Linked DNA regions of Homo sapiens: region 1 is linked to region 2. The links are chromatin loops, found by intact Hi-C in ENCODE. Cell type or tissue: OCI-LY7. All regions are shown on one strand. Links, peaks and the distances in the headings refer to the core of each region. The heading gives the core; the rest is flanking DNA. Region 1 overlaps DAB2IP (DAB2 interacting protein). Region 2 overlaps TTLL11 (tubulin tyrosine ligase like 11).

Region 1 (14,971 bases), core at 4,182-9,181, 240 kb before region 2:
AAAGACTGGGTTTGAAATCTCTCTACCCAGCCTTGGAGCTGAAATAGGCTTTCCCAGGACTGGGGTCTCCTGATTTGCTGCTTTGCTTAGGAACAGATTCGTCGGCTGCTGCTGGGATGGATGGGCAGAAATTTCTCTGGGGCTGTCCCTGGAGTCATCCTATTTGGAGTTCAGTGAGTAAAAACAACTATGGTGACCCCGCCCGCCCCCCAGCTCATGGCCAAACCTGGATGAGTGGAGCAGTGCCTCTCCCTGCTCTGATGTGGTGTGGTTGTGATGTTGAAGGCTGGGAGGGCAGGATGGGCTGTCTTTGGCTTGGTTTAGCAGCAAGGAAGGGTTGTGTCCTGGCTCCATGGGACCCCCACTGGCTGCCATGCCTCTGGCTGGGGAGAGGGTAAGTGCCAAGACGCTAGCCTCAGTGAGTGGGTGGGACACGAGTGGGAAGGACGGTGGGGGCTTCTAGGGTGTCGAGCGGGAGTCCTGGTCCCCATGGCCTTCCCGTGTAGATGAGCGGCACAGGGCACTCTGGGGCGGCCACTTGAGTTCTGACTTTGGATGAATCTATCTGGTTTATATGGCTGCTGAAGAGGCTTTGTTGAATGCTGTCTGCGTGCTCCGCAAGCTGCTGTGTTGGGGAGGTGGTTTTTTTGCGCTGGAATTCTCTCATCTGGAGGTTGGAAACCAGTTGGTTCTGTGCTGGGATTTTTTTGGCTCCCTGGAAAAGGAGTCGGTTTCAGGGGTGGGGATGCCGAACCTGGCTGGTTGGGATTGAGGGTTGCTATCTGGTTGTGAGGCTGGGGTCAGGCCAGGCAGTGCTTGGTTGGCACAGCTGGGCTCTGGGGGCTGGGGGCTGTAGGACAGGCTTGAGCCTTCGGACTTATTCTTCTGAAACGGCCTCAGGGGAGGTTGCCAGCTGGTCTCCACAGTCTCTGGGTCCCTCAGACACTCATTTCTTCTTCAGAAGCTTTGGCAGTAAGCACCAAGGACAGGTGATCATTTCTCCTGGGTAACAAACACATGCTGCTTGGAGCGCTTTCCAGGTGAAAGGTGTGCCGGCAAAAGCATTTTCATTTTGCACACTGGAAATGCTGCTGCTTCATTTACAGGGCTGTTTTAATGTTGGTAAAAGTGATATAGAGGATGTGGTTCTGTCAGCCCAGAGGATAATTTCCAAGTCATTCATTTATTTATTAATGTTACTGAGGAGCTAGGAGGGTCAGTTGGCAATATTATGCTTTCCTCATTCCTTCTCTCTCCTGATGCTGTTTCTGGGTGACTCTAGCCCTCCACACCTGCTGGGAATATGCTTCCTTTGGCATGCTACCTGTCTAAACTTACCACAGTAGTTACTCTAAAGTGTCTGTACCCCCATCAAGCTCTTCCCAGTCATCCTGGTGCGGAGCTTAGCTCATAAATGCAGGCAGCTCTGGGGCAGGTAGGCAAGGCTGCTATGTGTGGAGTTAGGGATCGATTCCCCCTTCCAGAGTATGTGTGTGCTGGCTGGCGTTCCCACACCTGAAAGTTACTAATGGTGGAATTCCAAGTGATAAGGGACTAGGGAAGGAGATACAGTACTTGGATGTTGGGGATGGCAGCTTCCAGGGACCCTCACCTGGACCTGGGTAGGCAGGAATCAATTCTGCCCCTTGTGGTGAGACAGTCCCTGGAGGAGGGAGAGTGAGGAAGGTTGATGAGGAACAGGGGAAATGGAAGTTAGGGTCTATTTTCCTGCTTTAGTTGCTGACAGTAAGTGCAGGCAGGACTGGGCACCCAAGTCTGGTGTTTCTTGCCCTTGTTCCCTCCCCTACTATAGACAGGGAGGGCCTGGTCCTTTTTTTGGGGACTAGTCTGTCTAGTGTGGTGATGTCAAGATGATAGTGCAGTTTAGACAATTGCCAGGAGTCATGGGATGTATGTGATCTTTGGATTTGAAGCCAAGCATTCCTGGGGCAAGTCACGTAACCTTTTGCAGCCTCAGTTTGCTCATCTGCAGAATGGGCATCATGATAATCATGTTGTTGAAGACATTAACATTAATACATTTAGCACACTTTTCATAGAAATTTTCTGGTTCAGTGCTGTTTTCTTAGCATTTAACACTGGGTCTTGCACATTTCTTAAATGTTTCTAAAATTTAATTAAATAATGTGTGAAAGAGGTTAGATTAATATGTCATAGGTTTTCAGTTAATATTGGTAGGGTTAAGTCACCTCGTCTTGGTAAGCCTCAGTTTTCTCATCCACAGTGTGGGAATAATAAGCAATCATGTGGCCTCATCCTGAGGTTCAAGAGATAATAGATGTTGCTGTGCCTGGTAAGGTGATTCGAGCTTAAGATGGGTCATTATTGCCTTAAACTTAAGAAACAGCCATTATTACCTAGAGCACAGGATGTTTTCCTAGGGATTCCTGCTTACACCTGGGAAAGCAAAGCTCTCATGTGTGTTTTAATAATCAGTTTTAAAAGTTCATTGTTCCATCTTCCGTTTGGGTCATACTTGTTTTTAATCATTTAGGCATTTAGGTTATGTCTAGGTTTTCTTTATTAAAAATGACACTGGGATTTAAATCCTTGAATATTTATCTTTGCCTACATTTCTGATTTTTCCCAAAGGATAAAGTCTTAGAAACAGAATTACTAGGTCTAAAAATATGAAGAGTTTGAGATTTTTCTTAGAAAAATGTCACCCACCAAAATCCTGTAATAATTCATACCCCTCCCCAGTGATTTTTGAGAGTGCTTACCTGTTTCCTCACACCCTTCAAAACATTGGATGTCATCATTAAAGCAGTCTTTATCGTTTGGATAGGCAGAAAAAGGGCATTTTTTTGTTATTTGCATTCATTTGCTTGTTGGTGATCGAATAGTGCTTTCCTGAGTTTCATGGCCAGTGGCAGTGCTTCTTTTGAGACTTGTCTATTCCTGTCCTTTGCCTGAGTGTTCTGACAAGCCTCTTGCAGGATTCTTGGTTGCCCTGTTTGGTCTTCCTCAGCTCTGAGAGGTCCCATGTAGGTGGATCCTACACGTTAAATGAGCCTCTGCCTTCCAAGAGGTATGACAAGGAATTCATTAATTACCTGTAAGGAAGGCTCACCTGGCTGTCCTCTCCTCCTCCCCCTCCCTTCTTCTTTCCACCTTCCTCCCGTCCTCTCCTCTCCATAAGGAAATCAGGTTTAATTCCTAATCCTATCATTCATAAGGATGCCCTGTATTTACACAGCACTTTAAGAGGTCTTCTGCCCTGTAGGGTAGGTAGGCAGTGAAAGGGCTGCTCTATGGCCAGGAAAACTGAGGCACACAGTCAAAGGCATGGAGCTGGGGCCTATGCAGAAGCCAGGCATTGGAACCAGATCCCCTCTCAACTGCAGCATTGTACTTGAGCCCCATGGGCACCTTTGGGGGCAGGGCTGACCGGCCCAGGAGCACATGATTCTGAGTCTCATCTCTAGAGAGGAAGGGGAGAGCCACAGAATACGACCTGGACGTATAGAAGAATCAATTTATTTTTTGCTTTCTCATTTTTATTACTCTCCTTTAGATCTGGAGCTCCCTTGTGTACCTTCCCAAGATCTGAGCTGGGCAATGTTTTTAGGAACGGTGGAAATTAGCTAGTGAGAATGGGATCAGCAAGGCTGGGGTTTCAAAGGCTGGAGAAGCCTTTCTTTGCACAAGCATATGTTTGTCTGTGTACGTCTTTTGTATGTGTTGCAAGTGTGCACCTGTCCTCATGAAGATGTGTGTACATTATATGTTAATGTCCTTATACATGTCTGTGCATTTAATTGAGTTAATACAGGTGAAGTATTTGGAACAGTGCCTGGTACATCATATGGGGTGAGACTGTATAAAGTTGCTGTTTTGGGAGGCCAAATACAGGCAATTGCATATGATTCAATCTATGTGTTCAGGTTAAGTGTTGGCTACTATTGTTATTATCGTGTGTTTTCTTCTTGGGTATGCATCTGCCAGTTGTTTGTACATGTCTGTGTACGTATACCCTGTTGTGCCCATGTGTATAGTGTGTTCTGTGAGCACTCACGTGCATACTTGTGTGCATGTGTGCACTTTCTGTCTGGGTGCATGGACACTGAGCTGGCCGGTGTGTGAATAAGCTCCCCACCTTCTTGGGGAGAACTTCCCAGAGAGCAACTCTTTGCCTCCCCTCTCACCTTCGGTTACCAGGCAGAGCCCAGGCCCAGGTGCCAGGCCTGACAGGTGCCATGGGACTGCTTTCATTCTCCTCCAGGTAGCCCTGCCTATTTCCAGGCCCCATATTAGAATATGCAAATCGACTCTTTAATGGAATTCCTTTGCAAAATATTACTTGAACCAGTAAGTTAATTACCAGGCTCTAATTAATGGCTATTTTAGAAGGCCACAGAACAAAACTGGAGGAGATCATAAGAGACCAAAAAGGCAAGAGGGAAAAGCATCCAGCTCCCCCAGTCGGCTTGGTGACTCCTTCCAGGGTGGCAGGGTGTGCTTAGCTTCTCTCTGCTCTGAGCTGCCAGTCCGCTCCCTTGTGATGATTGGCTGTAGGTGAGTGAATGCTCCCCTTGCACGAAGAACCTCTGGTGGTTCTAGTCTCTTGGCCATCAGTGCATCCATCTGCGAGGTGTGTCCAGGGCAGCATCTGCCTGGGGATGGGGTGAGAATGTGTGGATAGCAAGCCTGGGCTGAGGTGGGGCTGCACCAACCTCAGAGCAGCCGGGTGACATGCCCAAGGCTTGGGCTGTGGGAGGGACAGTCACTGGCCACTCTGTTTTCCCACCCCTCCAGGGGCCTGTGGGCTATCGCTGCAGGGAAGCCACCCCCCAGTCAGAGCCTGGGAGCCTGAGGCAGCTTCTCACAGCCAACTCTCCACCAAGGGCCCAACTCCCTCCCCTCCACTTCTCTCTGAGTTCGCGGTGGAGTCACCTGTGGCCCATGTGTGATGTGAGAGCTTGCTTGCACACCCCTTCCTTGGGCTCTTGGTCAGGCCCTGCCTCTGTGTGACTATGGGCAAGCCGTGGTTCCTCTCTGCCCCTCCTTCCACTCATCCATCAAGAGGAGTGATTGTACCTGCCCACCTACCTCAAAGGGCTGGCTGGAAACTCGCAGGAGATTTTAGTGATGGAAATGATAGGGGAGTTTCCCCTCCCAGCTGGGGCATGCCTGTGTTACCATCCCCTCCTGAGATAGAGGTCGTCTCTGTCCTCTGTGAGCATGTGGCTGTCCTCCCTTGTGTATACAGGCCATGCCACCTACCACCTGGGCATGCACACATGCACGTCCTTGTGGAAGCCACCAGCGTGCAGCAGATATCCCCTCTGGGCCACAGGGGCGATGGGGTGAAAACCTACGGGAGGGAGAGGGAAACAGGGTCCATCCCCACCCACAAAGGTTCCTGGCACCCTGCCTGAGAATTGGGGGAGGGGTAAGAAGTGATCCCAAGGCTGGAGGTCAGGCCCCATCTTGAGGGTTGCCCAAGGAGTAAGACCTCCCTTCCTCCCCTCCCTGTGTTGGCTTAGGAGGCCTGCGTTCTGCAGACCCCTAGGGTTATCCCCTTGTAGACCTCAGCTGATGACAGTGCCTTGGCGGTGGGCTGCTTGGAGGCACTAACAGAGCACTTTGCGCCCTGTGCCAGAGGCATTTAGAGTTGGCCTGTGAATAACTGAGTGTGCTTAAATTTTTTAAGAGGGATGGACTGACTGGTGGGCAGCCTGAGACTGTACTTTTTAGAGGTTGCGCAAAAGGCAGCCTGAGAAGGTTTTTGCCACCTCCACCCTTCTGCCGCCCCCCTCAGTTTTCCCATCTCTCAGGTGGGGCTAGTGGTACATTACTGCATCAGATGCTCTGCCGAGTGAGTTACTCCTTAGCACAATGAGATCCCACCTCCACTTTTCAGTGGGCAGCCCCCACGGGGGACCAGAGCAGCCCTTCTCCCTACTGTCCCAGTTAACCATCACCTCCTGCCTGTCGCCCTAACTTTTCTGGAACAAGCAGGGCCCTTGTTTTCAGGCTGGGCCTGATTGTAAAAGAGTGCACTGGGGAGAGATAGAGATGGCACCAGGGTAGCATGGGCCCTAATTTGATGCGACGTTGTCATGGGAAGTTTTCATACCAAGGGCAGTGAATTAGTGTAGTGTCTCCCTGTGCCCAATGACTAAGGGGAAGTTAATTTCATGCTCTGCCTTTTTGACATTCATAATCAGAACGTTGTATTGCAGCTGCAGATTGTTAGCAGGTGAAGGATGTGTGAGCCTCAACAATTACTGTTTCTGGCTTGGGAGGAGATTGATTAATAGATTGTTCCCAGCCCCACCCCCTCTGCTTCTTACTCCCGTTTGTGCTTTCTTTCCCTCTTTCCAACTTCACCACATTTCGTCAGGAAACTAAGTGGCTATGACTAAATCCCTACTCTTGTACTAGAAACCCAGGGCAGAGGAGGACCTGTATGAGGAGGAATTGCCTAGGACACCTGATAAAATGCAGATTCTTGGACTCCACCCCAGACCTTCTGAATTATACCCTCTGGGTGGGGTGGTCTTGCTTCCCCAAAGTTTGCTCCTTTTGCAGAGGGGCAGGCATTGTGCCCCAGCTGTGTGCTAGTGACTTGCCTAAGCACTTCCTGTGCTGTATTCTTACTGATTTCTCATAGCAAGAGGGCTTTTTGTTTCCCATTTCACAGGTGTAGAAACTGAAACCCGATGTGTGAGTGGCCCAAAGTCACACACTGGAGGAAACCCAGTAACCAGGCAAGTCCATTCCCTGGTTGATGTCAAGATCCCACCAGTAGCATGTCATGTCCTTTCTCATTAAGGCTGTGATGCCTTTTGAAATAAACCCTCTCCCTCCTCAGAGAAGTAGCAGTAGCCCCCTTCTGTGCTTGCACTAGGCTCCCATTGTGAAAAGCTCCTGCACACCAGTGCCCTGGGTCTCCTGAGGGTGCTTGGAACAGTCAGGGCATTCATGACTGATCTGCATTTTGCAGCTGTGGTGGGTGACGCTCAGAGAGGTGAAGGGGCAGAGGCAAGGGGAGCTGGAACTTGTCTCCTAACTCCAGGTCCAGTGCTCAGCCCACCTGTGCCACCAAGGCCTGCTCTTCTCACTGACTTCCTGGTTGCAGGTGGGGAAACTGAGGTTCAGGGAAGTGTACCCATTTACTTAGGATTGAGCGAGCAGCAGTAATGCAATTCAAGGTCCGCCAAGTCAAATTCCACAGGACAGGACTAGTCAGCATTTTAGGAGTGGATCTTGTACCCTTGGCTCCCGCCTGAGAATGGAAGTCTTCCAGACCCCTTGGAAGGTCTCGGCTCAGGGAAGAGAATGACTGTCTTTGGAGAGACTAGGCCAGGTGGGGTGGGCTGCACTCCCAACTAAGGAGGCCAGGCACCTGCTAGGGTAGTGGGAGGTGATGGGGGATCTGCGCCTGTGAGGTGGGCAGCTGGAATCTGAACCTAGGGCTGCCTTACTCTAAAACCCCGTCCCCCACACCGCCAGTTGCCATGGAGGTTAATAGCAGGCGTTCCTGAGTCAGTCTCCCAGAGCTGGTCCAAGGCCCAGCTCCACCAACTGCTTCCCTCTGAGCTTGAGATTCTCTATTTCAGTAAAGCAAAAACAAAAACAGAAACTAGTGTCTCGGGGCCCAGGATTCCTGGCACAGGGCTGGCCCAGTCTTTCCTGGGCTTTGGTTTACTGCATTCAGGTCATGAAGCCCCTGGAGCTGCTGGAGAATGGAGCCATCGTAGCGGGGCGGGGGACGGAGATGCCTTTCATCCTGCTCTGTTCATGGCAAGCTGCTTCTGATGCTGTGATAGCCCCACCCACTGCCCCACCCACTGCCCGTGAGTGGCCACTCAGGATGGGCCAGGCTCTGTGCCTGGTGCTTTCTCGTGCATTTGCTCAGCTCATTCTTACTATAGCCCTTTGAAGGATACGTGCTATTACTGTCCCCATTTTACAGAGAAGAAAATTGAGTCACAGAGAGACTGAGCAGCTTGTTGAAGTCCTACAGCTCATAAGTGGCAGAGCTGGGTTTCAAACCCAGGCGGTTGGCTTTATTATGTAAGGCCCCCTGTCAAGCACCGTTCTACATAGCCTGTGCTCATGTGCTCTGTTTCACATTACATGTTCTGTCAGTGATCACACTGATAAACCACCTGGTCACTTAAGAAGCACCCGTGTGGCAGGCATTATGCATGGTATGTGCATCATCTCTGATTTTCTTGACTACCCTCATTTTATCCTTCCCCCATTTTACAGGTGAGGAAACTGGCCTTAGAGTATAAAATCACATAGCCAGGATTAGCCTCAGGTTACCTTTAGAATCTAGATCTCTTTGTATCCACAGCCAGGGCCCTCTCTAGTATATTAGCTGACATGGCTGGGCACATCCTATGCGCCAGGCCCTGCTCTCTACACTTCACTGAGCTGAACTCACTTCACCCTCACAGCAGCCCGTGAGATATATACTGTTGCAGTCCCTGGTTCACAGCCAAGGAAGCGTGAGTTGCATGGCCAGAAATGGCAGAGCTGGGATTAAACCCAAGCCGTCTGGCTCCCACATCAGTGTTTTTAACCACCCCACAGTACTGCCCTCTCCCTATCTTACAGGTGAGGAATTTGAGGTTCCAAGAGGTAAAAGTCACTTGCCCTGAGTCGGACAGCAGGTGAGTGGCATAGACAGGATTTGCATCCAGGTCTTTCTAGAATGTTTTTCTGTCTCCCAGGTGAGAGAATGTGGCTGCTGCCAGGCGGTTTGGAAGTATGTCCCAAGGGCACCCGGGGCTCTGCTGGGGGCTGCTGTGGGTGCCCAAGTCCTGAGGTGGTAGGGGTGGCAGTGGAGGCAGGCCTTAAGAAAGAGTCATCAGGATGTGAGGGCAGGCTCGGCTCAGTGACTGCCCCTCCTATTTGCAACTTATCACTTATTCTCAAGCGTCTTTTTCTGTGGCTCCCCCAGGGTTCTGGGCTCCCACACCTCTTTTCACCTGGGCAGAGCTGATGAGCTGTGGCTGCGTTTGGATCTGTTGACTTATAATGCTGGGTGAGGTGGGGCAGGTACAAGAAGGGGTCGTGGCTAGGCTAAGTGGCCTTCCATAGCACTTCCCTTCCTCCAAGGTCAGAAGAACATAGAGGTGACTTCCATCACTACCCAGGAGGGTGAAGGCAAACAGGGTGATGATGATGGTGGCCAGGGACTCCCCCACCAGCCTCTGCTCAGGATCTGTGGGAAGATGGGTGAAGCTGGCGCTGAAATCCCCAGCCACCCCAGGCAGTACTACAGCAGACTCACCAAGGGAGTTGCCTATTGTGCTGCAGGCCACACTGCCCTGGTGTCACCACCTTCTGTGGACTGGATGTGACGTAGGGAAGTGGTAGTGCCAGGGCCAGATGTTCTGCCCGGAGCCCATCCAGCCTGCCTGAGGTGGTCTTGCTCAGTTGCCCTAGGATCATAAAGTCCACGAATTTGATGGTTGTTTATGAGGATAGTGAAAACCTATTCCAGAGAGTTTCAGAATTAAGGAAAAATGGAGCTGGCAGAGAACTTAGTCTTAGAGTCTGTACAAGCCAGGGGTGCACTTGAAAGGCCTTGTTGTCTTTCGTACCTCTGCTGCTTATTGTTCAGAGCACCCATAGGAGTGTTTTCCCGAACTGGGTTCCATGGAACACATTCTTAAAGATGTTAATGGGCGTTTGCGATGAGAGAATTCCATAGTCCAAACAGGACTGGGGAGCAGTCTGTCCAGAGTTTCTCAAACTCAGTGTCAGAGGTTCTTGGAGGTGAGACTTGATGTTTTACTCCAGTGGGGTGATTGTGTGCTCAAATACATTTTACATCCTCAAATTTTGCTTCCTCATTCTTGGGAAATCATTTGTGACCCAGGAGATGAAAGGCCCTGAGAGGTCCTGCAATGAAGAAGTCAGTTTTGCTTTGTTTAATCCAGGGTTTCCTGTCCCCCAACCCCAGGAGCAGCTGTTAACATCTGTGGAGCAGTTGTATTTTGCAGAACATTATTTGGTAAACATTCTTTTGAGGTGTTATGTCTCCTCAGAAGCATGTTTTGGAGGAAACTCTGGAAGTGTTCCCTGCCCTTAGTACCTGCAGGAGTAAGCCTTGAATGATGGCATTGCTGGCTCAGCAACAGGTAGTGGGTCATATGTATTTGAAAAAAGTCATCCTAGGTCCTCAATATCATTCCTCAAAGCAGCTACCAGCTCTCCTGTGTGTGGGATGGGGCCTGGCTCTGGTCAGAGAGCCCTCTGTGGGGAGGTGGTTTGTCTGGGACCAGCCTAGGCCTAGGGTGTAGGGGTTTATTCCCCTTTTTGCAGGCTGGGTGGCGTCCATGTACCTGGCAGCTTGGGCTCTGGGCCTCCCCATCCCCCTCTAGACTCCCTCTGCAGAAGGCAGTGGTCAGGCAGAGGCTGCCCACAGATTTGCATAATTGCACCGTCTCCTGAATAATTAATAAAGCTCTGTCCTTGCTGGGAGCAAAGTCTGCACCGTTATGGATGGGTTTGCCATGGATAGGTTTGCCGGAGCTCTTCCAGGGGAGCCGATGGTTCCTGGACTCCTCTGCTTTTCCTGGCATGGAGCCCCCAGAGAGAGGAGAGGGCACTGGGTTGGGGGCTGGCTCTGGTGTGTCCACATGGCTCCCATAGCATGATAAAGGGCAGGTGAGGGGTAGTGTGTGCTTTCTTCCAGGATCCACACATGGGTTTTCTAGCACACAGATGGTTTAGGATTCTTATTCTTCTTGCTTTCTGTGGTCCCACTAACCCTTTTTCTCTGAAGTGTGATCAGCTGTTGTGGGGCTTAGCCCTCTTTTCTGGCAGCCCAAAGGGAGCAATGCTTATGCAGCAGGTAAGAGCAATGAGGGCCAGTTTTCAGACAAGTAGGGGAGGGGGAGGTGTTTCTGCTTGGGGCCCTTCTTCAATCCCTCCCAGTTTCTGGGCTTGTTAAAGTTGGAGGTAGCCTGGGAGTGATTCCTATTTGAGATTTCTAAATCCCTTTTGATGGTGTTTCATTGACGTGAATTTTCCCTCTGACGCATGGCCTTGTCTCCCTTTCATGCTAGAAAGGAGAGTAAGGGGTGGGCCTGCCCCCAACATGTGGTTGACATTGGGGAAAGTCCTAGAGTCTCGCCACGCCATGAGTACTCTTGAAAGGCCTTGCTCCAAACCTTCTGTAGGAGTATTTCTTAAATGGGTTCTACTGAACATATTCTTACAGATGTTAATGGGTACTTGGGATGAGGGAATTCCACAGTCCAAACAGGTCCAGTGAACCAAGTCAGTCAGTTTCTTTAATGCATGGCTCCTTAGAGGCTTTAATGTGCCAGCGTGTGTCTGAGCCCCTGGGAGGGCGTACAGGATGCTCTGCTTCCCATCCACACCGGCACTCCAGAGTGTTGGCACATCTCCAGCAATGGGGAGCTCTTTCCACCTGGAGCGGCCCCTGCCCTTGGAGGACAGTGCCAACTCTTGTAAACTTCCCCCTTTGTGGAGCTTCCCCAGGCAGCATTTATGTGGCACCTTGTCATTCCCCACATGGCCCTCACACCAGCTAGGAAGGTGGCAGGGCAGGGATTATTCCATTTTATAGATAAGGTAACTGAGGCCCAGAGCGGGTAATTGTCTCACCCAGGGGCACATAGAGTTGATATTTAAACCCACGTCTGCCAGCTGGGCCTTCAGCTCTTTCCTCTTGGCCACCAAGAAACCATTTGCTCCCTGGATAGATGTCAGTATGTTGGCTGGGGTGGGGCCTTAGGACCTGTTGCTCTGACAGTGCCCTTCCCAGCTTGCTTGGAGTGTCTAGAGGGTGGAGGCAGGAGTGAGTGAAAGCCTTCCTTCAGGGTTTCCAAGCTGTGGGGCCTGGCTTTGGAGCCATTTGTAGACAGGGGCCTAAAACCGCCAGATGCCTGCTTATCACACCATTCCCGACTCTCACCCTTTTCCTTCTCCTGCCCTCTTGTTGTAGGGTGGGAATGTTTGAGGTGCCCCAGAAACTGGGTATGCACTCAACTTTGGCCAGTAGTGGTGGTGCAGGGGTGAAGGAGCAGGGCAGGGGGTTCCAGCTGGCTTGTCTTTCTCCAGGCCTTCCTGAGAGTTACTGGACAAGCTTGGTGGATGGCCAGGGGAGCCTGGGGTGAATTTGTTCACAGCAGCTGGGCTTAGAGGCTGCACCGGGGCTGAGATGTGACTTCAGGACTCAGGCCAACTGTTTTATATCTCAAAAATCTTGGGTTATACCATACACCATGAAAGGTACTGCATTGCCACACCTGACACTTCCATTCTGGTCCCAAAGCAAGCCACACGGGGGCTCTCTGATGAACAGAATCCTGCTCTGCTGACACATGGACCCAGATCCAGATCCGACGCCCTGACTTCCTCCATGATCTGGGACAAGTCACCTAATCTCTGAACCTCTGTCTCCTCATTTTTAAATGGGCACCATGATTGTGGTGCCTACCTCCCAGGGTTTTGAGGTCTACATGGGATCATGTTACATGGTAATTTGATCATATTCTGTCATCACACACATGTACTCACATTCTCACACACCATGCTTTTGCTTTTTTGTTTGAGATCCCACAACCTGCCAGCACATCCAACCCAGTCTTCCCAGGGTCCACCTCATCATATATATAGCAAGAGATGGCCCAAGACACATGAAGTGATGTTTGTGCTGACATTTCTCCCACTTAGAAAATCAATATTCTGTGGTCTGCCTAATTGCTCTGTTGCTGCTAAATGAGTCATTATGGAGGGAAAATAGCAAATGCATTGTGAGATTAATGGGAGAAAATGGTTGGCAAATGACTTTGGTTTGCTTCGGAAACTCTGAGAAGGTGTTACTACGTGAAATCTGCAGAGCCATGCAAGGCCGAGTCCTGAGCAGCAGGGAGACAGGCAGGCAGCTATTGGCGCTGTGAGCCTCCCTTTTAGGGCGGGGCACCGATTCAAATATTATAGAGGCTGGACTCAGGAGTTACTGAGTGATGAAGTCAGGAGCCAACAATGGGACAGGTGCTCTGACAACCTGGTCTCAAAGAAGAGGATACTCTTCAGTTAGAGCCAGTTACATGCCAGGCATGGTGCTAAGCTGAGGGATGTAATGGTGAGCAAAACCAGCCCCAGCTCCTCCCCTAGTGGAGGACACAGGCTGAAGTGCAATTGTCCTACAGGTGACTGTGTAATTGCAATTAAGGCATGTGTCCTGAAGGCAGTGAGAGCCCAGATCTGAAGGGTTTCATCTGGTGGGGGTGGTGGGGAGGGCCTCCCCGATGACAAAAGGAGTAAGCTGAGCTCTCAGGGAAGAACCTTCTGGGCAGTGGGAGAACTCGTGCAGTCCTGTTGGGTCTTATAGGAGGGGCTGCCACGGGACTTGTATGGCCTTAACCCTCCAGCCATCCTAAGAAGTGGATATTTCTCGTTTCACAAGCGAGGAAACCAGGACTGAAGGTGGTTAAGAGACTTGCCAGAGGTCATAGAACCCTTAAATGGCAGAGTCCAGATTTGAACATGGGGAACCCATGCCAAGGGGCATGCCCCGTTGCTCCAGGGAGCTGGCCTTGGCACTTGCTGCCCTGAGGGTGTCTCTTTAGCTAGGGTTAAGGACCTTGCTCCTGCAGGGCAGGGGGCTTCATGGTGGTTGCCTGAGAGTCTTTAGAGAGAGGGTTATAGGACTCTAGAAAGGGGGAACCCTCAACAGCCACAGCCAGGCCTCTTTGCTTTCTTGGGTCTTTGCTTCCTTTTAATGACAGCGTGACTTGGGTAGTTTTCTTTTTCTTTTTCTTTCTTTCTTTTTTTTTTTTTTGAGACAGAGTCTTTCTCGGTAGCCCAGGCTGGAGTGGAGTGCAGTGGCAGGATCTCGGCTCACTGCAAGCTCCGCCTCCCAGGTTCACACCATTCTTCTGCCTCAGCCTCCCGAGTAGCTGGGACTACAGGCACCTACCACCACACCCGGCTAATTTTTTTGTATTTTTAGTACAGACAGGGTTTCACTGTGTTAGCCAGGATGGTGTCGATCTCCTGACCTCGTGATCTGCCTGCCTCGGCCTCCCAAAGTGCTGGGATTACAGGCCTGAGCCACTGCACCCGGCCATGACTTGGGTAGTTTTCTGATGATCAAAATGCCAGGTCAACTAGTGACTCCTCTTTCAAAAGGCTCTGTAAATAACACACTTCTCTCCCCATGAAATGGGTTGGTTTATTCCCTGCCTCTAATCCCAGCTGGACTGTCATCAGGTAGGGCCTATCAGTTGTCTGCAGAGGTGGGTGGAGGTATGGTCACCTGAAGGTGCTTCTAAGGAAGGTGCTTGTGAGTTCTTGTAAACTTCCCAAGGTTTCAGGAGTGGCAGCAGCAGATAAGGAGAGTCCAGGCATTTCCTGTGGGCATTATGAAGGAGCACCAGAGGCATCCCACTTTGTCTTGGTGCCTGGTTGTAGCTGAGCATCATAGTGCCATGAGAACCTGGTAAAAAGATTCTGGAGCCCCACCCTGGGAGGGTCAGGGTCACAGGTCTAAGGGGGGCTCTGGAATCTGTATTCCTGACAAGCCCCAGGTGATTCTGAGACCCACTCAAGTGTTGAGATCCCCAGTTAGCAGCTCTGGATTCTTCCGTCTCTGAGAGGGTCACAGGCCTCCAAGGGATGGTGGTAGTGGAGTATACTTTTATCTTCCTGGGCTGGATGTAACACTGCCTGCTGCCAGCTCAGGAAGCCAGGCCACACTGTGCCCATAGGGCCACATGTAAGGCAGAGCCTGGTGCTCAGCTGAACCCCAGGTGAGGCAGGAACTTGGCCTGGGATGCTTTGCTACTGCTATTGTCCGGAAACTGAGTTTCATCCCAAACTTAGGTCTGACTGGCTGTGCCCTGTCCCTTGCGAAATATAAACTGCAGCCCTTCCTGGCGAGAGGCTAAGTGTTTATGTGGGCTGGTTGCAGAGCCCAGCTCTTTGTCCTGCTCAGGTTCCATTTCCA
Region 2 (14,971 bases), core at 5,422-10,421:
TGGGAGAAGAGCTCAGGGAAATGATGCGTGTCATGTACAGAGCACAGAGCCTCGCTCGGTGAACGCCAGCTGCCCAGGCCTGGACAGAGCACAGCCCCGACAGGTCTCCAGGTACCCGGACCCTCTCCTGGCCGCTTCTGGGAAAAGCAGCCTTAGGTAGTAACCTACGTAACCCAGTCTCTTAGTGACTGGCTGAAACTGAGCTATTAACGACTGCCAAAAGGAAATACTCTACATGAAGGGTGGTTTGGCCAACTCAGTTAGATCTCCCTGCTTGGAGAATGGTAGATGAGAGGAAGGAGAGAGGAAGACTCACAATGGTGGAGTGTGAGAAGAGAATGTCGGCCAGTTCTTAGGACAAGCTGAAATAATCAAACAAATTCAATCATTAAAGGCTGACAAGAGTCCATATAATTAAGACCTCTTTCTTCTTTCTTTCTTTCTTTTTTTTTTTTATTGGAGACAGGGTCTCACTCTGTTTCCCAGGCCAGAGTGCAGTGGCTCGATCACTGCTCACTGCAGCCTCGATGTCCCAGGTTCAAGTGATCCTCCTCACCTTGGTCTCCCAAAGTGTTGGGATTATAGGCATGAGCCACTGTATCAAGCCAGTTAAGAGCATTTATATCAAGCTGGATTGCAGAAAGAGAAGAGACAAGACTTCACTCCTTTTCTGCCCTCAAGGACCCAGAAATCCTGTTTCTAAAGCCCCCCACCAGCTCCAGTGTGTGCCTGTAAGTAGGGTTCCTACTGGCACTGAATCTTCTGGGACTTGATGTCAACCTGTCCTTATACAGGTATAACTGGAAGGTCCTTTCCTTGCCAGAGCAGGCTCGTGCTAGAAACTTGGAATACAAAGAAAAGCTTAACGAAAAAAGCTAAAATTATAATCTTACAGGTCAGAGATCATCATGATTAACATTTAGTGTGTTTCCTTCCCATATATTATATGCACATAAAACATACATTTTAAAATAAAATTGGGGCTATATGCAAATAGTTATGAAACATTTGACTACATCACTATGTGGGCTTTTAAAACATAACAATAACACCTAAACACTGTCGTTAAATGGCATTTGCAATCCTTTCTCTGCTCCCTCCGTATGAGACATGCTAGGCTGTTTCTCCAGGTCTTTGACATCATTTCAAATTTCTGTAATGACACCACAAAATGCAGACAAGGATTTTGGTTTAAACCATCCCAGAAAATGACATTTCTTTCCCATTGCATGATGTTTTACATTTATCAAAGCCTTTTTACATATATTAATAAAACCCAACATTTTTACAACATTTTACTAAATTTTCCCACATGCTCATATGACAACATCTGTCAAGTGGTAACAATAATCTATCTCGTAAAGCAATTGTGAGGATTAAGTGGAAAAACGGACGTGAATAATGCCAGCTATTTTTGGTTGACTTTCACTTTGTGCCAGATACTGTGCTGAACATTTTATATCACATACAATCAGATGTAGTCTATGAGGTAGATCCTGTTACTGTCCTGCTTTAAGAGAAGAGGTTAACTGGGGCATACAAAAATGAAATAACTTACTAACTTGCTTACAGTGACATAGTTAATAATTGATGGGGCCAGAATTTGCATGCAAATTCATCTGACTCCAAAACCAGGGCACCTGGCAACTCCCCCAATTGCTTTGCTGTGCAAGGCTTTTGCAGACAGCAAGCACTAATCGTATTCACCAAACCATGAGTTCTTGGAGTCTAGAGATTCCCCTATTCCCCCCCACCCTTCTCTATTGGCATATAGTAGCTGCTTAATAAATGTTTGGTGATTCGATGGCTATGGAAATCAATGGAAGCAAAATAAAGAGACTCTGTGAAAAGTATTAAGAGATGTCCCTCCCTAGAAAAAGACCAGGCAAACCAAAAAAATCCTGAAATAAGAATATTCAAAGTAATTTAAATTTAAAAGAAAGAACATCAAACCCTCAGGGAAGAAAAATTTAAGAAAGAAAAAAATAAATCTAAGAAAAGAACCAAAGAGAATATCTGGAAATAAACCCAGTAAAGCATGAAAAATAATATATAATTACCAAGGTTTATCCTAGGATTGCAAGGATGGTATAAAATAACCTGATAAAAGATGCCTACCAAAACCCACAGCTGACATCACACTCAACAGTAAAACGTAAGAAAGATTTTCTTTAAAATCAGGAATGGCCAGGCGTGGTGGCTCACACCTGTAATCCCAGCACTTTGGGAGACCAAGGCGGGTGGATCATGAGGTCAAGAGATCAAGACCATCCTGGCCAACATGGTGAAATCCGGTCTCTACTAAAAATACAAAACATTAGCCGGGCATGGTGGTGGGCACCTGTAGTCCCCGCTACTCGGGAGGCTGAGGCAGGAGAATCACTTGAACCCGGGATGCAGAGGTTTCAGTGAGCCAAGATTGCACCACCACACTCCAGCCTGGGGAACAGAGTGAGACGCTGTCTCAAAAAGAAAAAAAAAAAAATCAGGAATATGACAAGCATGTCCACACTCCTAATTCCCACAATTAGGGAAATGAGACATAAAAAAAGAAATAAAAGGTATAAGGACTAAAAAGGGAATAAAACCATCATTCTTTGCAAACAAAAAATAAGACCATATAAAATTCAAAACTTCTATTTATCAAAAGGCAAATTACAACAGGGTAAAAGACAAATTATAGCCTAAGAGACCATATGTATAACTCATAAAACCATCAAAGGGTTTTTATCCAAGGTAAATAGAGCATTTCTACAAATAAGAAATTTCTACAAATTTTCTTAGAGCATTTCTGCTCTAAGAAAACAGAAATGGCAAAGAATATGAACAGATAATTCATAGAGAAAGAAATCCAAATGGCCAATAAATCTATGAAAAGGCCATAAACCTCATTAATGATCACAAGAATGCAAATTAAAGCAATATGACACCATTTGATATGCCTCAGATTGGCAAACATTTGATAAGTTTCATAACCAGGTGTTGGCAAGAAAGTTGGCAATGGAAATGCTCATATAAACTGGTGGGAGTGTAGGTTAGTACAATCGCTCTGGGGAGTAATTTCTCAGTATCCATTCTTTTAACAGCTATTTATTGAGTATTTACAAGGCACTGTTCTAGGTGCAAGGGATAAGGCAGCAAACCGAAGAGATAAAGTCCGATGTGAGAAAAATAACCAGTAAAATAGAAGATGCCTATTTCCACTCTAGGTGTTGACCGCAGAGGAACTCACACATGTGAATGAGAGACACGTATAAGGACATTGACCACAGCTGTGCTTGTAATAGCAGGGATGAAGAACAACTTGGCTTTTCCTTAGTAACAGTAACCTAATGAAGAGGGACTGCTGTATAATATTTCCTTTAATAAACCCTAGTATTTGCTTATAATAAAACTGGGGTTTATTGAGGGAAATATTAAATATTATAATCCCAGTTTATTTATAATATAACTAGGGTTTATAAAGGAAATATTATACAGCAGTTAAAGTAAATGTGGATCCAACATAGATCCAAACATCTTATTGGATAAATATCAGAAAGATAATGTGAAGCAAAAAGGCTGGTTGCCAAAGGAGATATGGCTTGTATCATTTATATAAAATGATGTCGTATCATTTATACAAAAAGGGACACATTAAATAGTCACTTTGTTGCCAAACATACCTATGTAGTAAAAGTAAAAGAACATAGTGATTCTCTGGGGGTAGGGGGAGAAGGATGTCATAGCAGTAGATGATTTATTTTTTAAAAAAGCACAAGAGTGAGAGATCCAAAGTAGATATGGCAAAACTGTTCATATCTGCAGAATCTTGGTGGGGAGTGCATACATATTCATTATATTGTTTTCTGAAAGTTTAAAATGTTTCATAATAATTTTTTTGTAATTTTATAAAAGCAAGAACAAAACAAAACTTCAGACCCCAGCACTGAGATAATCGCTGGTGCTCATCGTACCCCATTTCCTGCACCCAGCCCAGCCTGCAGACAGCAGGTAAGGCACCTCCGCGATGCAGTGACGGCTCTGAAGAGCCGTCCAGGCTTCAGCTGCTTGTATGCATTCGCTCAGCAAGGAGAGGATGAAGGCAGCAGAAGGCAGAGGGGAGCAGGGAAAGAGGCTGGGGGAGGGCTGGTGAGGACGAGAGGTGAGTGAATCTCTTGTACTACCTGAAAAGGTGACTGCCGAGAAAGGACAAATGTCTTCCCTCCTCCAGCGTTCTGAGAGGACTGCCTTGCCTTCCTTCGTTACTGGAACATGACAACCCAGCTCATTCTCAGATATTTCAACAATGGCACAGGTCAAACATTTATCCAGTCTCTCAAGGCTCAGCTTACAAGCAAAGGGCTTGTAATAGCTGTGTTATATTTTTTGAATCTTGTTTGATTCATAGTCATAAATCCTCTTTTCTAAATTAGGTGAAATTATGGGAAGCCTACAGGCTCTTCCCTCACCCTCCATCTCTAAAACTCTCTCTCTCCCTCCCTTGGATTTCTAACCATCTGTGATCTATAACTTTCTCTCTTTTTTTTTTTTGAGATGGAATCTCGCTCTGTTGCCCAGGCTGGAGTGCAGTGGTATGATCTCGGCTCACCACAACCTCTGCCTCCCAGGTTCAAGCGATTCTCCTGCCTCAGCCTCCCGAGTAGTTGGAACTATAGGCACACGCTACCCTGACCAGCTAATTTTTGTATTTTTAGTGGAGACGGGGTTTCACTATGTTGGGTTTCACTATGTCTCGAACTCCTGACCTCATGATCTGCCCACCTCAGCCTCCCAAAGTGCTGGGATTACAGGCATGAGCCACCATGCCCAGCCGACTTTCTCTCTCTTGATTTATCCTCCTCCTTCACTCACCCACACACAATCATCCACCACAGGAGAGGTAAAACACCATTTCTTACTCTACTCCGAAACTCTGTTTCTAGCTCACTGCATGGTAGAGAGCAGGCTCCATAGGACATTTGCTGATCTCCTCTTTTTCTATTTCATATAAACTGGAAATATAATTTTAATTAGATTACTAACTTCTTAAGGCATGCTTCAACTCTAATTAAACAAAGAGGTCTTTATTCACCATCAAACCTAGAAACATTGGCTAAAGGTAGCAGGAAAGCTGGAGGCTCCTGAGAACTCCAATTAAGGCAGAAGCCGGCTATATTTGGGAGCCAATTAATTTCACAATGTCGAAAACTAACACGTTTAAGATTCTACCGTTCACATCCATTTTTCTCCATGAAAACGTTTTAACTGTGTTGTGCCTGTCATCATCTTACCCAGAGTGTCTGTAAAAACTTTCATGTAAGGAAGACCTCAGGATTGCTAGATATAACCAAAGGCTTACTCTTTACCTTCTAAAATTGCAGTCAATTTTAAGACACTTTCAAGTCAATCCGCGTTCATCACCAAAGTGAGCCCTGAGTACTGCAAAATGCCTTTTGCACTGGCTTCTAAATGAAGTGGAGGTGGGAGCTGCTTTCCTCCTCTACCCTCCTCTCTTGGGCTTTCCACTGGTGGACTCACCTTCCGCTATGACCTCAACTACTATTGACAGGCTGATGGCTATGAAATCAGTGGTGATGGTGACAACAGTGATGACAACAGCCGACATTTGCGGAGCATTGACACGTGTCTTAAAGTCAACCTGTCTAAAACTGGACTTCTTTTCTTCTCCTGGAATCTATTCTTCCTGTTGCATTTCTCATGTTAATTCATTGTTTCATTGTCAACCGCATCATTCTTGAGTTTCTCAACTTCTTAGCTCATCAGATCCCACTGATTTCTCCCGCCTGCTGAGTAGAACTAGGAATGATGGTCTCTCTGATCAATTCTTTCCCAGCTCCCCTGCCCAGTGCTTTTGTTCAGAGGGCACACTTCTCATCTGCCAACTGGCCCTGCAGCCTTCTAGTTCTCCCTGACCCTGCTCATCTTCGGGACTGTCCCCCAGGGATATTTGTGTGGCACGGATCAGTACTCCTCTGTGTTCCCTGCCTCTGCCCAGTCGCTCAGGCCAAAATCCCAAGAGTATCCTTGATTCCTCTCTCCCTCTTCTCCCTCATTGTACCCAGCAGGAATCCTGCCACCCCTGCCTCCAAACACTCTGACCCTTCCCTCTTTCTCTTTCCCCACTGCTGCAGAGATTGTTCAAGCCATCACCATGCCTCCTGCAGGCCTCAAAATAACCAGGAAGGGCAAGAATAACCTGCCCTTCTCCCATGCAGTCCACAGAGTAGCCAAAAAGCAGCTCATGTCAACTTAACCCTAGAATCAAATCTATACTCTTACTCCAGCCTCTGCCATTCAGCCCCCAGCATCATCTACCATTCCTGCTCTTGCCCACCAACTCAGCCATGTTACCTTTGTGTCTGGTGAACTTCAAATGCACCAGACTCACCCTGCCTTAGGGCCTCTGTGCCAGCTGTTCCTGCTGCCTGACAGATTTTCCCTCAGCTCCTTGCATGTCCTCTCTGACACTCAGGTCTCAATTCCAATGTCACCTTCACAGTCAGGCCGCTTCTCTGATCATCCATTCTCAAATAGTTTCCCAGGCACTAACACATCGTCTTGGCCCTTCACTGTTGACTTATTTGCTCACTTGTGTATTTTATGTCTCCCTCTGTTGAAATGTAAGCTGTTTGAAAGCGGGGACCTCGCGATGAGCATCTTTCCTCTACTGTAACCCTGTAACCCCAGCTCCTAGAAGAGTGCCCGGTACACAGTGATTGCTCAATACATGTTTGTAGAGTGTTGAATGAATAAACAGGGATGTCACTCTAGTTAAAAACACCCTATTTTTCCTACTGCCATGGAATCTAGTCTGATCTCTGAGCCTGACATTCAGGCTCTCGCAGTCTAGTTCTGACCTGCCAAAATTAACCTCCTGCTACTCCCTCCCTCCTCACGTTTCTAATCTGTCTTATTTTTTTTTTTTTTTTTTTTTTTGCCTGAATATAGCGAGTGCTTTCACACTTTCCTGCCTTTGCAAATTTGGTTCTCACTGCCTGATGATTTTCCCTTTCTCTGTCTGATGAGCTTCTCTCATTCTGCAACAACCAAGCTCCAACATCCCCTCATTCAAGAAGGTGCAACCAAGTGCCCCCAAGCAAGGGAGCTGTTCGCTGTTCCCACGCCCTTTCATGCCGGCGTATCAGACTTGGGATGGCGTACAGTAGACCCTTGGCGCTGGCAGTCCTGAAGGTCACGTGGCATGTGAGATGTGAATGAAGATAACAATCCTAATCACACGATCGTGAAATGAGATGATGAGTGCAAAACGCCTTGGGTGACCTTGACTCACCCCCATCCGGAGGCAGGTTTGAATTAACAAGTTACTTAAGTAGTGAGTGAGCACCGCTGACCAATGAATATGTGCATAACAGCAGTCAATTTAGGGATTCCCAAAGGTTTCTGGACATGAGCCTGGTGACAGTCAAGGGCCAACTGTATTATAATTACTTATGTATCTTTTTCTCCCTTCTCAGAAACAGGCATGAGTAGCCTGGCTCTTCTTAGGCGTACGGACCGTAACAGACACTAAGATAAAGGTTTGTTGCATCAATAACTGAAATAAGATCTATGTGGATGTGTGAGTCCGTGAATGCAGGAAAGACTCACCACTTCCCCCAAACACTTACCTCTCCCACTTGTTAATGCCCAAATTATTTTACCGAGGGACAAAACCTTTTATTTTACAATGGAAGATCATTTAGGCCTCAGCAAAATGACAAACTGCTACATTTCTCAGATCTTCATGGTTGCTCAAGAATGATCAAAATAGTAAATGTTACACCTGCAGGTGTCTAGAAGCCAGAGCTTGTATCTATTTTGTTTAAACATCTGTCTCTCCACTCTCCAGTGAGCACCTCAAGAAAAACATGATGTCTCACTGTTCCCATCACTGTCCCCATCATCATACTTACTGGCCTCATTGCACTTGTTTTCTTTCTTTGTATACTCATGTGATGCCTACCTACCTCCTTTGAAATCCAGGCTTCGTGGGAATAGACCATGTAGGTTAGCCTTACAGGTCTATCCCCCTGTGCACCCCACACAGGAGATGCTCAGAAAATGTTTGTTGAATAAGTGAATGAATGATTCTATAAGACTGCCCATTTCTTTCTTCATGTCTGATCAAAGAAAACTCAATCCTTGTATTATGAATAGCTAACAGTGAGAGAGTCAAAACCCAGATTAATGGACATTTACAAATTCCTGATCAAAAGTGATTTTATACAATTGCATTTTCCTGGAAGGAAGAACAGACTATGACCAAATTAACAAAATGATAAAAATAGCATAGGAAGGCTGGTTGCACCATGAATAATCATTGAAGGACTAAACTTTTGCCCTTGGGGTAATTTTAGAATTTGGGACTTCACTAGTATAGCAAGAAAATATTGAGTTCCGGGCCTGGTGCGGTGGCTCACGCCTGTAATCTCAGCACTTTGGGAGGCCAAGGCGGGCAGATCATTTGAGATCAGAAGTTTGAGACCAGCCCGGCCAACATGACGAATCCCCGCCTCCACTAAAAACACAAAAATTAGCTGGGCATGGTGGCAGGCACCTGTAGTCTCAGCTACTTGGGAAGCTGAGGCAGGAGAATCACTTGAATCCAGGGGGCGGAGGTTGCAGTGAGCCGAGATCGCGCCACTGCACCCAGCCTGGGTGACAGAGTGAGACTCCATCTCAAAAAAAAAGGAAAAGAAAATATTGAGTTCCTTTAAGTGAATTGACAGTAATGGTGTTTTGTTTAATACATAATATACTTAAGCTATATTTTCAAATTATTTTTATTATTTTCCAGATGCTTTTAAACAAAAATACAAATTCCTATGTCATAAAGCGTGGTCCATTGGCAAATGGAAATCAATAAGCAAGTGACAGTGAAGAAGCTATTGAAAAGAACAAGGACATAGGCCAGCCCCAGGTTGAATTCCAGCCTGGCCCACACTGGCTATGTGACTTTAGGCAGTGACTCAGTTCTCTGAGACCAGGCTTCCTCTTCTGGAAAAGCAGTATTTGCAAAATCCCGTGAGAAATCGACAAGATAATAACATTTGCAAAGAACCCACACTGCTCTGGGCACCATAAATAGTAACAGTAATGTGTAACAATAACATTCATCTCAGAAAAATGTGGCATCAGCAAAGAACTGGAAATGCTTGTTTTCAGGGTTAAAAAAATACCATTAGTGTTTCTTCACTAAATAAACTAGTAATTTTAGTAGCCCAATCTGGAGGCCTGTGGTTTAACAAGCAACTAATTAGAAACTGGTGCTCCCTAAGCGCTGAGTGACACCTGCTTTTAAAACTGTACCCACAGAGAGGAGTCGGGTGCAAGGGACAGTTGCTGGCTGTGCTGTCTCCGGAAAATACAGCTTAGGAGCAAATCCCAGATGATCTCTTTTAATAAAATCTTCTCTGAAAAATACATGGGTTAATAATATGAACAAAGGAGGTTTGCTGAGGTCCCATCAGTTTAATTCCACCCAGTATCAGATTATTCCTGCCAGGATGGGCTGTGAAAATAATGAAAGCAATAATTAAAAGTAAATTATGCAAATGGCAAGGGCAGGAATGGTAGATTGGGAGATTGCTCGGAAGGAAGAGTGATTTGATCTGATCTGTTCAAGGAGCCGACCACAATGATGCTCTTACCCACCCACTGAGCATGCCTCTGCCATTCCTCCTCTAAAGTGTCCACGAGGTCCTCCTCTCTGCCCACAGGGCAGATCTAAAGCTCCTTAACCTGGCATTCAAGGTCCTTTATAGTCCAAATCCCTGCCAATCCTTCCAAATTCATTCCCTCTGCTTCCTACACCACCCCTTCCATCTATACCGAACTACTTACAATTTTCCAAACTCACTCTACATTTAATGATTCCATTCAGGACAGTATTGGAGAGAAAATTTATTTTAAAAGTCAATGTCCATGTCCCTTAAAGAAAGTGATCCACAATTTAACAACCATGGATAAATCCTGCCATGGGAACTGAATCTCCCTGTGAAATTTCTGGAAATTACAAACACACTCCACTTCCCTGGAAAGTCACCCTTTCAAAAACTTATCCCTCTAAGTCACAGTCCTGAACATGGAGGTAAGATAGAATCGCCTCCCATCCACCCATCCTTCCTTCCATCTTTCGAAAATATAAAAAAAACTCTATGTGCCAGGCCCCATGCCAAATGCCAAGGGCATGAATGCATCCGATGTGGTTCTGAGCCTTGAAGAGCTCACAGGATGTTTAAACCATAAATCCAGCATTCCTTCTGCTGGGTTCATAACGGGCACTAAATAAGTATTTGTTGAATTAAGACAAACAGGTAAACTAATAATGACAATATAATACAGGAACTACTGTGCCAGAGTGGACACACAGAGTGCCCTGGGCCTGGGGGTGAGATGTGCAAAGGCATAGAGGCATCAAAAAGCGTGGCATGCTTGGGGGTCTCAACAAGCCGACAGGAGCTGGGGAATGAGATAGGGAGAGAATGGTGGGTAGAATCCCAGAATCCTTTGCTCCTGGGCCCCCTTCCCCTGGCATGACCTCATCAGTTTCCACTTAAGATCCACACAGGCACAAAACACGCACACAGCCCTCTGGTTTTGCCACAGCTCATGGCCGACTAGGCAAAGCAGGTGGGGCTTACAGAGGCAGGGGCTTTGACCACGGGAATCATACCTGGGGCCAGCCTTCAAGATTTAGGAAGACGAAAAAGTTCTTGTGCAAAAAACAGTTACCAGGTTACCACACAGTACAACAGGCTGGGAAGGCTATCCTGTAACCCCTGCTGTGTGCTAAGCCCGCTGACTTATTTTGGAGGTGACAGGCATGCTCACTACCCACAAGTGTCCGTCAGGACCAGTGGTCCTCAAACGTGATTTGCATATTTGAATCACTGGTGTTTCAAAGAGTGTTCTTTTAATTTTTTTAAAACCATGTTCAGGCTCCACCCCCAGAAATTCTGGTTTAATTGGTCTGAGGTGGAGCCCAGGCAGAGAAGTTCCCTATTGGTTCCAATATGCAGCTGAGCTTGAGAACCACTGTTTCTGGGATTTTCCAGGGTCCCCACTCAGCCTACCCCCATTCATTAGATCACCTGCTTGGCCCTGACAGCACTTGGGACCCCTGACCTCTGCCGCCTTCTCTGGTCCTCACTATCCCTCATGGTGTGGTCATGTTTAGCTCAATTTATACATAGAAACTCAGATTAAAGATCCTGTTCCAGGTAGCCCAGCTCTCAAGCAGAAAAATGGGGACTAAAACCAGGTATGTCCAGGTCTAACAACCACGTCCTTTCCACAGTGCTACGCTGCTTCCTTGCAGAGCTGAGCTCAAGCTGTCCATAAATATTCAGGAGTCTTTTGAGCTGGTTGTTAAAAACCACTGATAGCCTGAAATTAGCTGTGGTGGGAATATTTACACCATGGAAATAGACAAACACTACCCATCAGGAAGTGTTTTGTTTTGTTTTTTGAAACCAGTTTGCCAGCACACCTCTTAATTCCAAGGCACCAAGAAAAAAGAAAAAATATCAAATTATGTTCCTTCAATTTCAGGAAGCAGCTGTATCATGCATTTTAGGAAGATTTCAACTCCAAATAGTTAAAATTGAAAGAGCTTTTTGAGTTTAGAGAGATAAACCTCAAGTGTGCGAAAAATATACACCTGTAATTTTTATCAAGATGCCACATGGGTACAGATGCATTCTGCATGCTGCTATGGGTTGGGTGCATTTGACTTAAAGTCACTTAGTGTCAGTGAAAAAGGAAAATACAAGTGTAGAACAAGGTCCCTGGAAGTGCTCCCTATCTCAGCCACAGAGAGCATAATAGAAAATGTTCTCTGAAACAAGCCACCTGGCAGCCCACCTCTGCCTCAGATACCTTGATATGTGGAGTTTCAATATTGGAATGCTGGATGGGAGCCTCCTATTACAGAATAACAAGAGAGACTAACAGAAGTTACTTACCCCCCAGGATCTCCAGTACCCCCGCGGAGCTCAGCTTTAAGTGGTCCCCACTGAACAAAGAACTGTGACATTTCTCTCCCCAGCATGGTTCCTCTAACAGCAGGGCTCGATAGCTACAAAGCCTGGTTATGCTGGTGCCGTGCTTTTGGAGGATGGAAGGAGATTGTAAATTGAAAAGGAATAAAGAAAACTACCATTTACTGACTGTCTACTCTGCAACTAGGCACTGAGCTAGACACTCTCAGACCTGGCACTAGAATTGACACTTACTGAATAACTATTACATGTCAAGCCCTATTCCAGGCCCTTAGCTACATTAGCTCATTGCATCCTCTTAATAACCCTGTGAAGTGGCTCCAATCATCCCTATTTTACAGAGGAGAACATAGAGATGTAGATAGCTGAAAGCATTTCCTAAGTTAACACAACCGGAACATGGCAGGCAGGACCAGAACCAAAGCAATGATCCTGGGGCTGCTCTTCTGAGAAATGGAAATGCTTCTGGCAGACAGGGAATTGTCACTGACTTGAACTCTAGTCTTCGGGTATTCAGTAGTTACCAGAAAACTAACCATGAACCTCAATATCACAGTGACAGAAAAAATGTTTCTTACATATGTTTCTGTAATTAGCAAATTATAGAAACGATTTGTAGGTAGCTACTGTTCATCAAGTAATATCTACCACCTCTGGGAACTCTGCCAGTCACTTGATGATGGTGATTACATGCCGCTCTCCAAGCCCTTCCATACGCCCGGCACAGGACTAAACAAGCATTTAACATCGATCCTTGTAATGACTGGATGAGGTAGGTATGGTCCCAGTTTACAGATGCAGAAACTGAAGTTTGAAGAGCAACTTGCTCAAGGTCACAGAGCCAGGAAGTGGCAGAACCAGGCTGGAGTTCAGGATCTGGGGCCTCAAAAGCTGTGGTCCTAACTCTAGCTGCCAAGCATGTGCGCTGCAGAGTGGGTTAGACCATTCCTGAATGGGTGACATTGCATGGCTACTCAGGGGTCAGTAAACTGCTGTTTTCTGAGTTCCCACTGCAGGAAGCTAGTGCAGACACAACACGGTATAAGAGCAAGAACATGACCTGATGCAAGCTTTGGGCACAAAGGGACCAAAATGGGAATGTGTCCTCCCTAGTCATAGGGCTCAGCATTTCTTACCAAGGCATGGCTGCCCTAGAAATGTGGAATCTTGGAGGTGAGAATGACCTTCAGGCAGGCTGGGCCAGCCTCTCACACAATGTTTGTGTCACCATTGCAATCCTGAGTCAGACACTCTGCCACTCACTCTTGTGAGATGGGGCCATCTCACAAGATTGTGTCTATGATTAAATGAGATATTAGTAAAAGTGCTAAATCCAATGACTATCACATTAGTTAACAGCAATTAACATAGTTAATCCCTCCCTCATCCAACCACTCAATACATTTTAAATTAGAGTCTATTATGTACCAGGCTTGGGATAAAACCCACGCTCAAGCTTCAGGGCTGATTTGGGGAGGAAAATCATTGATTCATTAATTAATTTATTCAACAAACATTTACTATTCTATGATGGCACTAAGTTAAAACCTCTAAGACAAACTCGTTGTCTTAGACGGAATCCAACACAAATTAGTTGGATGACTAAGACACATTCACCAGTAACTACTGTGAAATGACAATGAGCATAATAACTAACATTTTGTGTGATGTCTCATAGTTTAAAAAGCACTTTCACACTTGTAATTGGGTCTTGCAAGAAATGCAGATTCAGATGAGTCAAGTGACCTGCCTGGGGCCACACAGTCAGTGCAAAAGTTTGATTCAAATCTAGGTGTCTGACACCAAAGCTTGGCTGTCTCTCCTCTACCATCTGCGTCACCCGGCTCTGCTTGGGTCCATCAGTCTGCCCAGTGGCAGCCCTGTTCCACTTTTAGAAAACCTTGATTATGAGAAAGTTTTTGCAAATATTCATTAAAAAATCTGCCTTCTGCAAAATTCTATCTCATTTCTCTTAGCTCTTCTTTCCCTCCAGAGCCATACTGAATAAATGTTCCTCTCCCTGTCCTCAGAGAAACTTTAAGATAGTCTTCCTCAAGTCTTCTCTGCCCCAGGCAACATGTCTGGGTCTTCAGTCCTTCCTGTTCTGACACAACTACTAATCCCTCCCCAGCTTGCTCTGTCCGCATCCATCCAGCCTCTACTCACACTCCCTGGCTTGGTGGAGGTTATCTTTCACCTTTTCCCTATGACTAAGGAGGACACATTCCCATTTCGGTCCCTTTGTGCCCAAAGCTTGCATCAGGTCACGTTCTTGCTCCTGTACCATGTTGCGTCTGCACTAGCTTCATGCATTGGAAGAGTATTCCAATGACTCTTCACCCAAGATTCAGTTATGACCCTCCTAGGCGCTCTGCACCCCGTATCACCGCACTCCTCAAATGATGTTGGGATCTTCCATCTGTGTGTCACTCTTTGCAGGCAGTGAGCTCCCTGAGGCCGTGGGCTGGTCTGTAACCATGATCACAGCACAGCCCCTCTCCCTAAGTGCCCACCACATCCCAGGCACTGTTTAGGCACCTTCCACTGAGTACCCCAACCATACCAGATAGGTGCTATTATTAAATTAACCCCTGTCCCAAAGCCTGACAAAGGGCAAGGATTCATAGATTTTTTCAGGACTGAATGAAACTCCAATTTATTCATATCCCAAAGACTGGTGTCAAGGGTGGTTTCTCTGACCAGAACAAGGTAGAGTCTGACCTGAGGCCAGCAGGTGCCACAGGGGTCCTTCAGAGAGCCTGGCTTCTCCCGGGGACACTTGAGAGCTCACCGGGCAAGGGAGAGAAATGAACCGTATCGAAAAATGTGGTCTGGGGTGAGACATCAGCAATAATCACTGCCAGGAAAAGGAGGGCTGCTGGTTAGTGCCGAATGCCAATGACAGGAAAGCTGCAAGGGACTGACCAAGCCTCCCTCCAGGCTTTGAGGAGCTTGTCGCCTGGGCT

What was found. Peaks named below come from ENCODE experiments on the same cell type or tissue, not always from the same donor. Only the 100,000 strongest peaks of a DNase experiment are listed, where the experiment ranks them.
Region 1: it touches region 2 in a loop (8-fold over the local background); 1 of 110 quality-filtered maps calls a loop at or near these places.

Annotation. Positions count from the first base shown.
Region 1 is chr9:121,701,562-121,716,532 of GRCh38, forward strand. All of the region lies in intron 3 of DAB2IP (DAB2 interacting protein), which reads left to right. Among named protein-coding and RNA genes, the nearest start is that of DAB2IP, 57 kb to the left of the region's middle. RefSeq lists an enhancer at 5,047-5,846. In OCI-LY7, for the core only: no CTCF peak of the experiment used is centred there; DNase peaks (open chromatin) are centred at 6,170 and 6,640; H3K4me3 peaks cover 1,186 bases; H3K27ac peaks cover 2,117 bases.
Region 2 is chr9:121,935,823-121,950,793 of GRCh38, forward strand. All of the region lies in intron 6 of TTLL11 (tubulin tyrosine ligase like 11), which reads right to left. Among named protein-coding and RNA genes, the nearest start is that of TTLL11, 150 kb to the right of the region's middle. In OCI-LY7, for the core only: no CTCF peak of the experiment used is centred there; DNase peaks (open chromatin) are centred at 7,269, 7,829, 9,269, 10,249 and 3 weaker places; H3K4me3 peaks cover 4,759 bases; H3K27ac peaks cover 5,000 bases.